Linked DNA regions of Mus musculus: region 1 is linked to region 2. The links are chromatin loops, found by intact Hi-C in ENCODE. Cell type or tissue: heart. All regions are shown on one strand. Each heading gives the region's core, and the rest is flanking DNA. Links, peaks and the distances in the headings are about the cores only.

Evidence for each region. Hi-C counts contacts between places; a loop is a spot of excess contacts. Peaks named below come from ENCODE experiments on the same cell type or tissue, not always from the same donor. Only the 100,000 strongest peaks of a DNase experiment are listed, where the experiment ranks them.
Region 1: it touches region 2 in a loop (2.6-fold over the local background); 4 of 42 quality-filtered maps call a loop at or near these places.

Annotation. Positions count from the first base shown.
Region 1 is chr4:46,646,986-46,652,356 of GRCm38, reverse strand. Tbc1d2 (TBC1 domain family, member 2) reads left to right here and starts at 2,158. Exons shown (of 13, transcript NM_198664.3): 1 at 2,158-2,688. The coding sequence starts at 2,323. In heart, for the core only: a CTCF peak has its summit at 2,181; DNase peaks (open chromatin) are centred at 1,816 and 2,196; H3K4me3 peaks cover 1,944 bases; H3K27ac peaks cover 1,019 bases; H3K27me3 peaks cover 3,416 bases.
Region 2 is chr4:46,372,980-46,378,350 of GRCm38, reverse strand. It overlaps a transcript of Trmo not described here. Among named protein-coding and RNA genes, the nearest start is that of Trmo, 14 kb to the left of the region's middle. In heart, for the core only: CTCF peaks have their summits at 3,145 (motif pointing left) and 3,693 (motif pointing right); a DNase peak (open chromatin) is centred at 3,170; H3K4me3 peaks cover 715 bases; H3K27ac peaks cover 428 bases.

The DNA.
Region 1 (5,371 bases), core at 177-5,176, 270 kb before region 2:
ATCTCTTTCTGACCTGGAACATAAGAGATTGGATGTTCTCTACGAGAGTCAGCCTTATCACAGAATTCTTGGAACTTATTTCCTTTCTACTGACTCTTGTAAAGTCTGAAAGCAGTATGAAAGCCCATTGCAGCCAGGCACGGAGGTGCATTCCTATAATCTCAACAGTTCGGAAGTGGGCTCAAGAGGGTAGCAAGGTAAAAAACTGGGAAAATTATTCAGCTACAGGAAGCAGCCTTTCACTCCTGAGTCTGGTTGAAGTCTCTTGCTTGCTGAGAATATCAAGATGAGGAACAACTGCTTCAGGCCTTTCTCTCTTCCTATTGGTAAACCTGTAATTTTTTAGGAATCTTACTAGAAAGCCCCTCTGGGGTAAGAGATGTTCTAAGTGTCTTGTGTAACTCTAATTGATCCTGGCTTTATCTTATCATATTGTAATTCCAGCCAAGGTACCTCCAGAGCCAGTCTCTCACTATTGGAAAGGAGGTCCAAAATAAAATTTCTTAGTAATCCTTTGAGATGTCACTTGAAGCCACCAAAATAGTACATATGGCTAGAGCTAAGTCCCTAAAGTAAGACTGTGAGAAGTCCACACTCATACTCTAGGGTCTCCTGGGCACCTTTTTAAAACACTCCGATCTGCTTCTTACTGGTTCATCCGCAAGCTCGTCTCTGCAATACAGGTGAGGATTCAGTTTCATGTGGGTTGTGGTCCCTAAAGGTTTGCGAGAACTCACAGCTGCTGTGTCTGGCTCTGCTGCCAATGGCAGGACTGTTCAAAATTCAAAGTCATATTTGGCTACACAGCAAGCTTGAGCCCAGCCTGTGCTGTATGAGATCCTGTCTTAAACAATAATTTAATTGTAGCATTTTCCAGTTTTCAGTGGTGTGAATTCTGCTAAACACCCTATTGTCCTCTTGGTGGCTTACAGCTTTTAAGTCGTTTATTGACTTTCAGTTGCAGCCAACATTTAATGAAGACTCACCCTTTTCTACCTTCTGTATTTGGAGCTTCGGGCATACTATCAAAAACAGTTCTGAGGATAGACAGGTGTGGATCAAGGAAGTACTGAAGGATTTCTTAAAAATGCAAAATTATCAACAGAGGTACGATGGCCAATGTTGATTTGGGATGAGAAAATAATCTGTTTCCAATAAAAAAGACCCCCCCGCCCCCGCGCGAGCGCCTGGTATTTAGTAGACAATACTGATTTGTAACCTTCCCCATCTACAAAATCCAACGCCCAGTGGCCTCTCCAAGTCTAGGAGGGCTCCTTAGTTTCACCATAAATTCTCTTGTTGTGGAGGGAAGGGTAGGTGTGAGCCCTGCCCATCCTTATGTGAGAAAACCTTAGCAAAGTCGCTCAACGATAGAGAATCTTAAAAATATACAGGTACTCAGAGAGGGTCGCTACTGCCATACTTCCACTAAAAAACCCTTGCCTGTAAACGGATCGCACAAGGGAGTTGAGGTGACGGGCAAAGTAACCGGCAAGAAAGATGAGACTCCAGAAGAGAGGTGAACCAGAACAAGGTGTATCGATCTAGTGGCGAAACACGCCTCGGGGCGCTTTGGTAAACTGAGGCAGGAGGTTGAGGGAATCAGTTGGATCCTAGCCCTGCTATTTAAAGCTCTGCTCTGTCCTCGCGGTGCTCCGCGTTCCCGCCAGTGCAACAAGGCGCCCGAGGTAAGGCGACTGGGGCTGTAAGGTGAAATGCGAGCCGAGGCAGGGGTGGTGGAGGAGGTGGTGTCCGACCAGAGCGATCGCGGGAGGTGACTGGGAAAACTTCCAAACTTTTAGGTTCAGGATCGGAAACGGAGCGCTCGGCCAATGGCTGCGCGATGCGCCGTCCCGCGGTGACTCGCGCGGCACCCGTAGAGTGGCGGCTGGAGAGGACGCCATGCTCCAGCGCCTCCACGCGAACCCCACGGCCACGTAGCTTGGCCTGGCTTCCTGCATCCCTCCCCACGCTTAAAGCGCCTCGGAGAAAGAAAAAGCCTTGTTTTTAAACAGAGGCGCCCGCACGCGCCGCGGGCGAACGAAGCAACATGGCCGACAGCGCGGAGGAAAAGCCGGAAGTTGGCTTGGTGGGCGGGACCCGGGGCGGTCCTCGCGTGACAGGGGCGTGGCCTGCCGTCCTGCGCTGAGTTTGCTGTCAAGTGTCTAAGGCGCTCTCTCCGGCGCCGGCAGGGGTGCTCTCCGCCTTCTTCTAGGGGCTGGACCGGACCGGCTCCGCCCCAGCCAGGTATCGCCGGTTCCCAGGTGCCCGTCGGACCTCCCGCATTCCAGTGCCGCAGGCCTGTGCAGCGGGCCAGCAGCGATGGAGGACGCCCCCGAGCGCACTCCCTCTTCCTCGGAGTCCACACAGCCTCCGGGCTTGGCCAGGGAGCCCGAGGTGGTATCTCCCGGGGATTCGGAGGGCTGCGCCCGGCCTCTAGACACGGTCCCTAAGAAACTCTGTGGGTATTTAAGTAAGTTTGGCGGCAAAGGACCCATCAAGGGCTGGAAATGCCGCTGGTTCTTCTACGATGAGAGGAAGTGCCACCTGTATTATTCGCGCACCGCGCAGGATGCAAACCCCTTGGACAGCATCGATCTCTCCAGTGCGGTCTTTGACTGTAAGGCGGACGCTGAGGAGGAGGGCACTTTTGAAATCAAGACTCCCAGCCGGGTTATTACCCTCAAGGTAAGTGGAACTCCGCACTTTACAGCTCGAGCTAGTTTTCAGGGCCAATGCATGGCCACCGCAAATTAACCCGGACGGTGATCACCATCCAGTCAGTGCCCCAGAGCCTGGAGCTGTCCCACTTAGCTTTCACACCATTTCCTTATTGCCTTCCCACAGGCAAGGGTGAGGGACTCCTTTTATGCATTAAGAAACTGATTCATAGACAAAAGGGAATGGCCCAGCCCAGGCATTTACAATGCTGTGGCTCACTTTTTGGAATCTTCCAGTGCTGTTATCAAACCTGGTATTGAAGCAGTCAGGGTACTGTGGTTGCACTCGCTGAGGCCAGGATCTGATTCATATCTTGGTGTTTTGGCCAACGGGAGGGAATGCAGACATGGGTAGGGATTAGGAAGGAAAATATGTAAGTTCACTGATGGGCCTAGATTGTTCATCCAGGCATGCCTGAACTAGTGAGTTCTTAGTAAATGCCTTTTGAATAAACACGTATGCACACACGGAGTGATGGAGCCACAGGTCAGAACCTATCTATCATGTTAAGGGGAAGTGTCCTGTTACCTGTCTGGGAAGATGGATGTGGGCTTAGGTTAGTTCTCTAGGCAGAGGAGTGCAAGGATGAAGGTCTTTCTTTCCACTGCCTGGTCTCTGTCTCCCTATGTCCTCAACCTGCAGCTGTTCAGATACTAGGATGCCGGGAGGTGTAGTTCTCCTTTCCTGGCAGTGTGGCCAGTTGGCTAGGCTGGAATCCAATTTTTAAACAAGAAAGGACATTTTAGAGGTCATGTGGGCTTAGGTCTTGTGTTCCTTCCACAAGACAAGTGCTGTTGGTCAGGGTCCCTCAGCACATGATTTATTTATTTATTTTTATTTTTTTGGTTAGTCCATACATATGCCTGGCTCTGTGCTAGGCTTTGGGGTGTGGATCAAGTCAGACTTGCTCAACTCTGCACCGCATTCTCAAACAGCTCGAGGTGTGATGGGGAAACTGGCAGGCATGGGTAAGTGCCTCATGGAGACTCTGCGAAGAGTTTGGACAGTAACAGTGTGGTGACAGAGGGATCGGCTCCTCCAAATGAGGAGGGGAGCTTTTCAGAAAGACATCGTCACTTTAAACAAGTGGTGATGGGAGAGAGACGATGATGCTGAGAGAGCATAGGCAGACAGGTGGGAAACATAGTGTAAGTACGAGTCACAGGCAAGCAACAGGAGCCTGGCATACATAGGTGCCCAAAGGATGGAGGTGAAGGGGGTGACACTGGGGAGTGAGGCCAGGGCCTTGGACTTTGTTTCTAGGCTGTAGAAGCTGTCTGAGAGCCTTAAGCTAAGAGAGTACAATGAGATTAGAGTGCTCAGAGAGCTCAGCCTGGCTGTTGGGCAGAGAGCAAATTGGGATAAGGAGAAGCTGGTAAGCAGAGAGCCCAGGAGGGGATGGTGGCTGAGCAGGAGCTGTGGCCCTGGAGAAAATGCAGATGACAGAGATGTTAGGCCTGTGGATGCAGGGTATAGGAATTGGCAGGTGGCCTGGTTGCAATAGCGCAGACAGAAGAGGCCTCACGGTGAAGAAAACATCCAGACCCGTGCCATCTGAAGTAAACTCTGGTTAGATCTAAGGGCTGCCTCTCGAGTGCTGGCCTGCCCGTCACAGGGTCGGTCTCCGTCGAACATGTCGAATGAGTTCAGGAGTAAAACGAGGTGCTTGTGTCTGTCTGGGGTCTATCGGGTTGTGGTGACGCCTAAGAGAAATGGAAGTGTCGGAGGAACAGAGTGCGGACAGAAAAGACTGGTAGATATTAGTCTGTCTCATTGATATCTGAGTAGCAGGCCAAGGGACTCCATAGAACTTGAGAGTTCTAGTTGAGTTTGTTTCCTTGAGAAACACCATGGCCAAAAGCAATCTGGGGAAGGCAAGGCTTCCTTACACACCATAGTCCTTCCCTGGGGGGCAGGAACTCAAGCAGGAGCCTGGGGGCAGAGCCCATAGTGGCACCCTGCTTACTGGCTTGCTTTCTCTGGCTTGCTCAGCCTCCTCTGTGTAAGCCGAGAGTACAGTGGTTCTCAGTCTGTTGGTTGCAACCTCTTTGGGGGTTGCCTATCAGACATTTACATTACGATTCATAACAATAGCAAAATTACAGTTACGAAGTAGCTATTAAAATAATTTTAGGGCTGGTGAGATGGCTCAGTGGGTAGGAGCACCCGACTGCTCTTCCAAAGGTCCGGAGTTCAAATCCCAGCAACCACATGGTGGCTCACAACCATCTGTAATGAGATCTGATGCCCTCTACTGGAGTGTCTGAAGACAGCTACAGTGAACTTACATATAATAAATAAATAAATCTTTAAAAAAAAAATAAAAATAATTTTATGGTCAAAGGTCCTCACAGCATAAGAAACTGTGTTAAAGAGTCGCAGCATGAGGAAGGTTGAGAACCACTGACCTAGACATGCCTGCCTGGGTATGGCGCCGCCAACAGTGGGCTGAGCTCTCCTCCATGGATCAGTAACTAAGAAAATGCCTCACAGACATGGCTACAGGGCAATATGATCTAGACCATCCTTTGATTAAGTCACAGTTTCCCAGGTGAGTCTTAGTTTGTGTCATGTTGACAGCTGAAGCTCATGGTGACAATCTCTCTCCCTATGCAGGTCACACCTCTCTGAAAGAGAGAGCTTGCCCTGG
Region 2 (5,371 bases), core at 158-5,157:
TTGTCTCACAGAGGTCCACCTGCCTCTGCCTCCCAAGTGCTGCACAGTGCCCAGCTAAATGAGTTTTCTGTTTTGAATAAATTTTATACTCTTAACCACCACCAAAACACAAGATCTGTGGCAGAGTTCGAACTAGGAAAACAAACCATTAGCTTCATATCCTCTTATAAAATGTGTGTTTATCACCTCTTAGAAATCCTTATTGTCATGACTTTTAGGTGTGTGTACATTTGTATGCGGGTTTTCCAGACGTAAACAGGAACCCGGGAACTGCTGGGCACGGGCGCTAGAACTGAACTCAGTACTCGGAGGCTTTAATTATGTGTAGGAGGGTTTCACCCAGGTGTACACGTGTTCACCACCTGCATGCCGGGCACTGAGGAGGTCAGAACACTAGATTCCCTAGAACTGGATCTCAGATGGTTGTGAGCTGCTGTGTGGGTGCTGGGAATCAAACCTCAGCCTCTGTAAGAACAAGTGCTCTTAACCACTGAGCCTTCTTCCCAGCCCCTCTCTCTCTTCAAAACAAAACAAAGCAACCTTTTTATTCTTGGAGACGTTTTCATCATATTCACCCCTCCTCCACCTCTTCCCAGGCCTATCCCCTAACTTTGTGTCCTTTTTAAAACAAAGCATCTTCAGGAGCTGCCCCTGATATTGGGTGTGGCCTTTCCCTGGGGCTGACTGACTTACCAGGGCCTGCAGGCTTACACAAAACTCTTCTTCTCCCAGCAGCTAAGGGCTGCCAACAGCTCCATGGCCTAGTGGGGGAATTTGGTGTCTAACTTCCATCTCCATGCAGGATTTGGCTGCTGAGCTTGTGCAGGTCCAGTGCGTGCTGTCAAAGCACTGTGAGTTCACATGTGCAGTTGCTCTGCTGTGTCCAGAAGACGCTTGTATAGTGGTCCGTCATCTCCGGCTTCCACTTCTCACATTCCTTCTTAGTAATGATCCATGCACCTTGGGAGGGTTAGGTGTGGTTCAGGTGTTCCACTTAGGGCTGAGCATTCTGAAATCTCTTACTCTTTGCATATAGAATAGAAGGTTGAGAGCAGCAAGATCTGTGGGCGCAAACATAAGTAGGTATTATTTTTCCACTTAGACTGTACTCCCTCCCTCTCCCTCTCCCAACGGAAGAGAAGAACAATCATCAGTGGAAGAGGAGGTGCAGCAGAGAGCCGGACCCAGCAGGAGAGCAGCACCTAGAGCCGCTTCAATGCTCCTGACGCCCCAGTCCTCTAGCCTGGCCACAAGTGCCCTTACCCACTGGGCCATCTCACTGCCCCCTCTCCCCCAAGGCCTGGTCTTTTCCTGACTGAAGCTAAGACTGCTCTTCACATCGTCAGGGGAAGAATATAATTGAAAACTACCCAACCAAGAAAACAAAACCCAAGAAAGTGCACATGGCACAGATGGGCTCACAAAGCTGCAAATACTTGTTGAAGTCCTTTTCAGAAAGAAAGACTGCTGGCTATTGATCCTGAACAGTGATTCTCTGAAGTGGTGCTTCGAGATCTAGAAATGTTTCTTGTGAATGGAGTTTTTTTTCTTTTTAAAGATTTATTTATTTATTGTATGTATGTATGTAAGTACACTGTAGCTGTCTTCACACACTCTAGAAGAGAGCGCCAGATCTCATTTACAGATGGTTGTGAACCACCATGTGGTTGCTGGGATTTGAACTCAGGACCTTCGGAAGAGCAGTCAGTGCTCTTAACCGCTGAGCCATCTCTCCAGCTCCGTGAATGGAGTTTTTATGTTATCGCATACTTCTAAGATACTCATTGTGGTTTGAAAGGGATTATATGTAATTGTTAGAAAATTTGTAGAGTAAAAGGTAAATCATATTTTTATATTTTCCATCACATACCATGACTAAAAGGCAAGTTGGGGAGAGAGGGTTTATTTGGCTTATACTTTGATATTGGTGTTCATTATTGAAGGGAGTAAGAACAAGAACTCAGATGGGCAGGAGCTTGGAGGCAGGAGCTGATGCAGACACCATGGAGGGGTGCTGCTTACTGGCTTGCTCCTCATGGCTTGCCCAGCCTGCTTTATAGAACCCAGGACCACCAGCCTAGTAGTGGGACGGCACCACTCACCAATCACTGATGAAAGGAAACTCCCTATAACCAGAATTTTTTTTTTTCCTCTTTTGGTTTTTCGAGACAGGGTTTCACAGTGTAGCCCTGGCTGTCCTGGAACTCATTCTGTAGACCAGGCTGGCCTTGAACTCAGAGATCCGCCTGCCTTTGCCTCCCAAGTGCTGGGATTGAAGGTGTGTACCACCACTGCCTGGCTAGCCAGATCTTATGCAGGCATTTTTCCCCAACTGAGGCTCCTTCTTCTCCTCTGACTCTAGCTTGTGTTAAATTGGCACACAAAACTAGCCACTTCACCATCCATTTGTACAAAATGAAGTAATACAAATCCTTGCATATACATGTGTAGAAAGTTCTGGAAGGATGGACACACATATGGGTGAAATTCTTTTCTTGGTGCTATGGGTATAATAGTGTCCCCTGCCTGCTAGGCAAGTGCCATACCCCTGAACCATATCCCTAGCCCAATGGCATCTCTACAGAGGGGACTCCAGAACTCACTGAGAAAGGCACCGTTTGCTATATTTTCTTCAGTCCACTGTGAGTTTTTTTCTGACTAGGAGCGCACATTATTTTTATACGTGGAACTTAAGGAAAATGTCCTCTCTTCAGCTTGGAGTGGGTCAGACGTGTTGGTGAGTGTAACCTTATAAGTTAGATTTCTGTGTTTACATTCATCACTGTGTATCTTTATGCCCATGCCCTCTGAAACACGGTGCTTATGATAAAGGACATTGCATTTCCTGCCGTGTCACCTGTGAATAACGAAGCCAAAACCAACCCACGCTATACTTGAGCTGTGGACCTTACCATGCTTGAACAGGTAACGGGAGTTGAAGCCTTGCCCCTGGGGTGGACTGCTGTTTCCTGCTCTCCTAGAGCGTCGGGCATAGCCTTGTGCCTCCGGGAAATAGAAGGCATCCCGGTGCTGCCAGCCGAGGTCTGAGCCACCAACACTCCTTGGTCCAGAAATGGCTAAAGCGTTTCATCTCATCCAGAATAAGGTCTCTGCTTATAGGAGCTGCTCACTCGTCGCCACCTACTGGCCAGCTGTGTACTTGCATTTGTAGAGCACTCGCCTATCACGTGACAGCGGAGGTTGCTTTCCAGGTGTTCCCAGGGCAGGCTCTGGCTCACCGGCTGGATAGGAGCCCTGACCTCGGTCGGTTGAGTCGTCAGAAACAAAAGCCAACTTTGGAACCCAAGACTGGCTGTGTCCACTGAGTGAAAGGCAATGCTGAGGGTGTGTGTGCTTGTGTGCGCGAGCTCGCGCGCGCTTGAGATGAGGGGCACGAGGAAGTCCATAACAGCATGTTGGCAGGGCAGAGCCTGTGTGTGGTTTATAGTAGAACTATCCACAGACTTGGTGATGGGAGGAGTATGTATCTGAAGGACTCGTAGAGCCAAGGCAGATACAATCCAGGAACACTAGGGACACCAGATTATTTTCTTTCTGGGCTTTCTCTTCCCGCCCTTCTCCTAAGTCCCTGTTATTATTATTTTAAAGATTTACTTGATTGTGTGTGATGAGTGTTTTGCCTGAGTGTTGTAAATGTCCGTGTATGTAATGCTCTTGGAGGCCAGAAGGGGGCGTCAGATCCTCTGGGACTGGAACTACACAGTTGTGAATCACCATGCAGGCCCTGAGAACTGAACCTAGGTCTTCTGCAAGAGTAGGAGACTCTCCTAGCAGCTGAGCCTTCCTACCTTCCTGTTCTTGCCAAGATCCATGCGCACGTACATTGAAAGATTAAGAATACCTGAAGCTTAAGTATGAGTGTAGCCACATCTCAGGATGCAGTAAAAGCCAGGCATCGTCCTGTAAGTGCCTGTAACCCCCCCGCACCGAGGGGCAGAGACGGGGATTTCAGACTTGCTGGTTGATTGTCTTGAAAAACAAAAGCTCAGGGTCCAGAGAGAGACCCTGCCTCAGAGGAACAGGGTTATTAGAAGCCCTGCTCAAGTTCCTATGCACATACATCACAAATAAAATTTTAAAATGTTAAAAAAAAAAAACCAAACACGTTTTTAAGTAGTGAGGGGAAGCAAGGAAAAAAAAATCAGTGACATTAAATTAGGAAAGTTGTGCACAAAATGAGGCAGGAGGAGCTTGTGCGTCGGGGCTGGTGCTCTCAGAGCAGATTAGCCTGCTTGGTAGTGACAGAGCAAGTCTCCATGGACATCAATCCAGTCGCTAAATATGTAGGGGAAGTCCCCTTACACCATCTTTCTGAACTGGCCTAGCTAATGAAATGAAATAAAACAACCAGGAAGGAGGAGTCGGGATGTTGATAGGTTGAGTTCTCGCTGCTGTTTGCTTGTTTTTAAGACAGGGTCTCACTATGTAGTTCCAGCTGGCCTCAAATGTACTGTGAGAGCAGTGGTCTTGAACTCACAGAGATCACCGTCCTTTGCCTCCCAAGGGCTGGAATCAAAGGCAACACCAACCAGGCAAGATGTTTATAGTTTTAAACCACTAAGTTTTGGGGTTGTTCAGTATTTACAAAAAAAAAGAAAGAAAAAGCGAGGCTGTGCATCTAGTTTCCACACTCCAGGACACAGTGGAAGGCAGGAGTTTTACAGAAGTGATTAATGTGATTTTAAAAGTCCTTATGTAGTGGGTGAGGGTGGGCTTCTGTGAAGAAGGCCGTGCCAGAGCAATACAATGAAACAGAAGCATCTCCCAGGCCCTTTGTTTCCACTGTGGGGCTTTAGTATGTGCACAAGGAGCCTTTAGTGTATGCACAAGGAGCCTTTAGTGTATGCACAAGGAGCCTTTAGTGTACACACAAGGAACCTTTAATGTATGCACAAGGAGCCTTTAGTGTACACACAAGAAACCTTTAGGGTATGCACAAGGAGCCTTTAGTGTATACACAGGAGCCTTTAGAGTATGCACAAGGAGCCTTTAGTGTATGCACAAGGAGCCTTTAGTGTATACACAAGGAACCTTTAGTGTATGCACAAGAAGCCTTCCTTTAGTGTACACACAAGAAATCTTTAGAGTATGCACAAGGAGCCTTCCTTTAGTGTATGCACAAGGAACCTTTAGTGTATACACAAGGAGCCTTTAGTGTACACACAAGAAACCTTTAGTGTATGCACAAGGAGCCTTTAGTGTATGCACAAGGAGCCTTTAGTGTATGCACAAGGAGCCTTTAGTGTATACACAAGGAGCCTTTAGTGTATACACAAGGAACCTTTAGTGTATGCACAAGGAACCTTTAGTGTATACACAAGGAACCTTTAGTGTATGCACAAGGAACCTT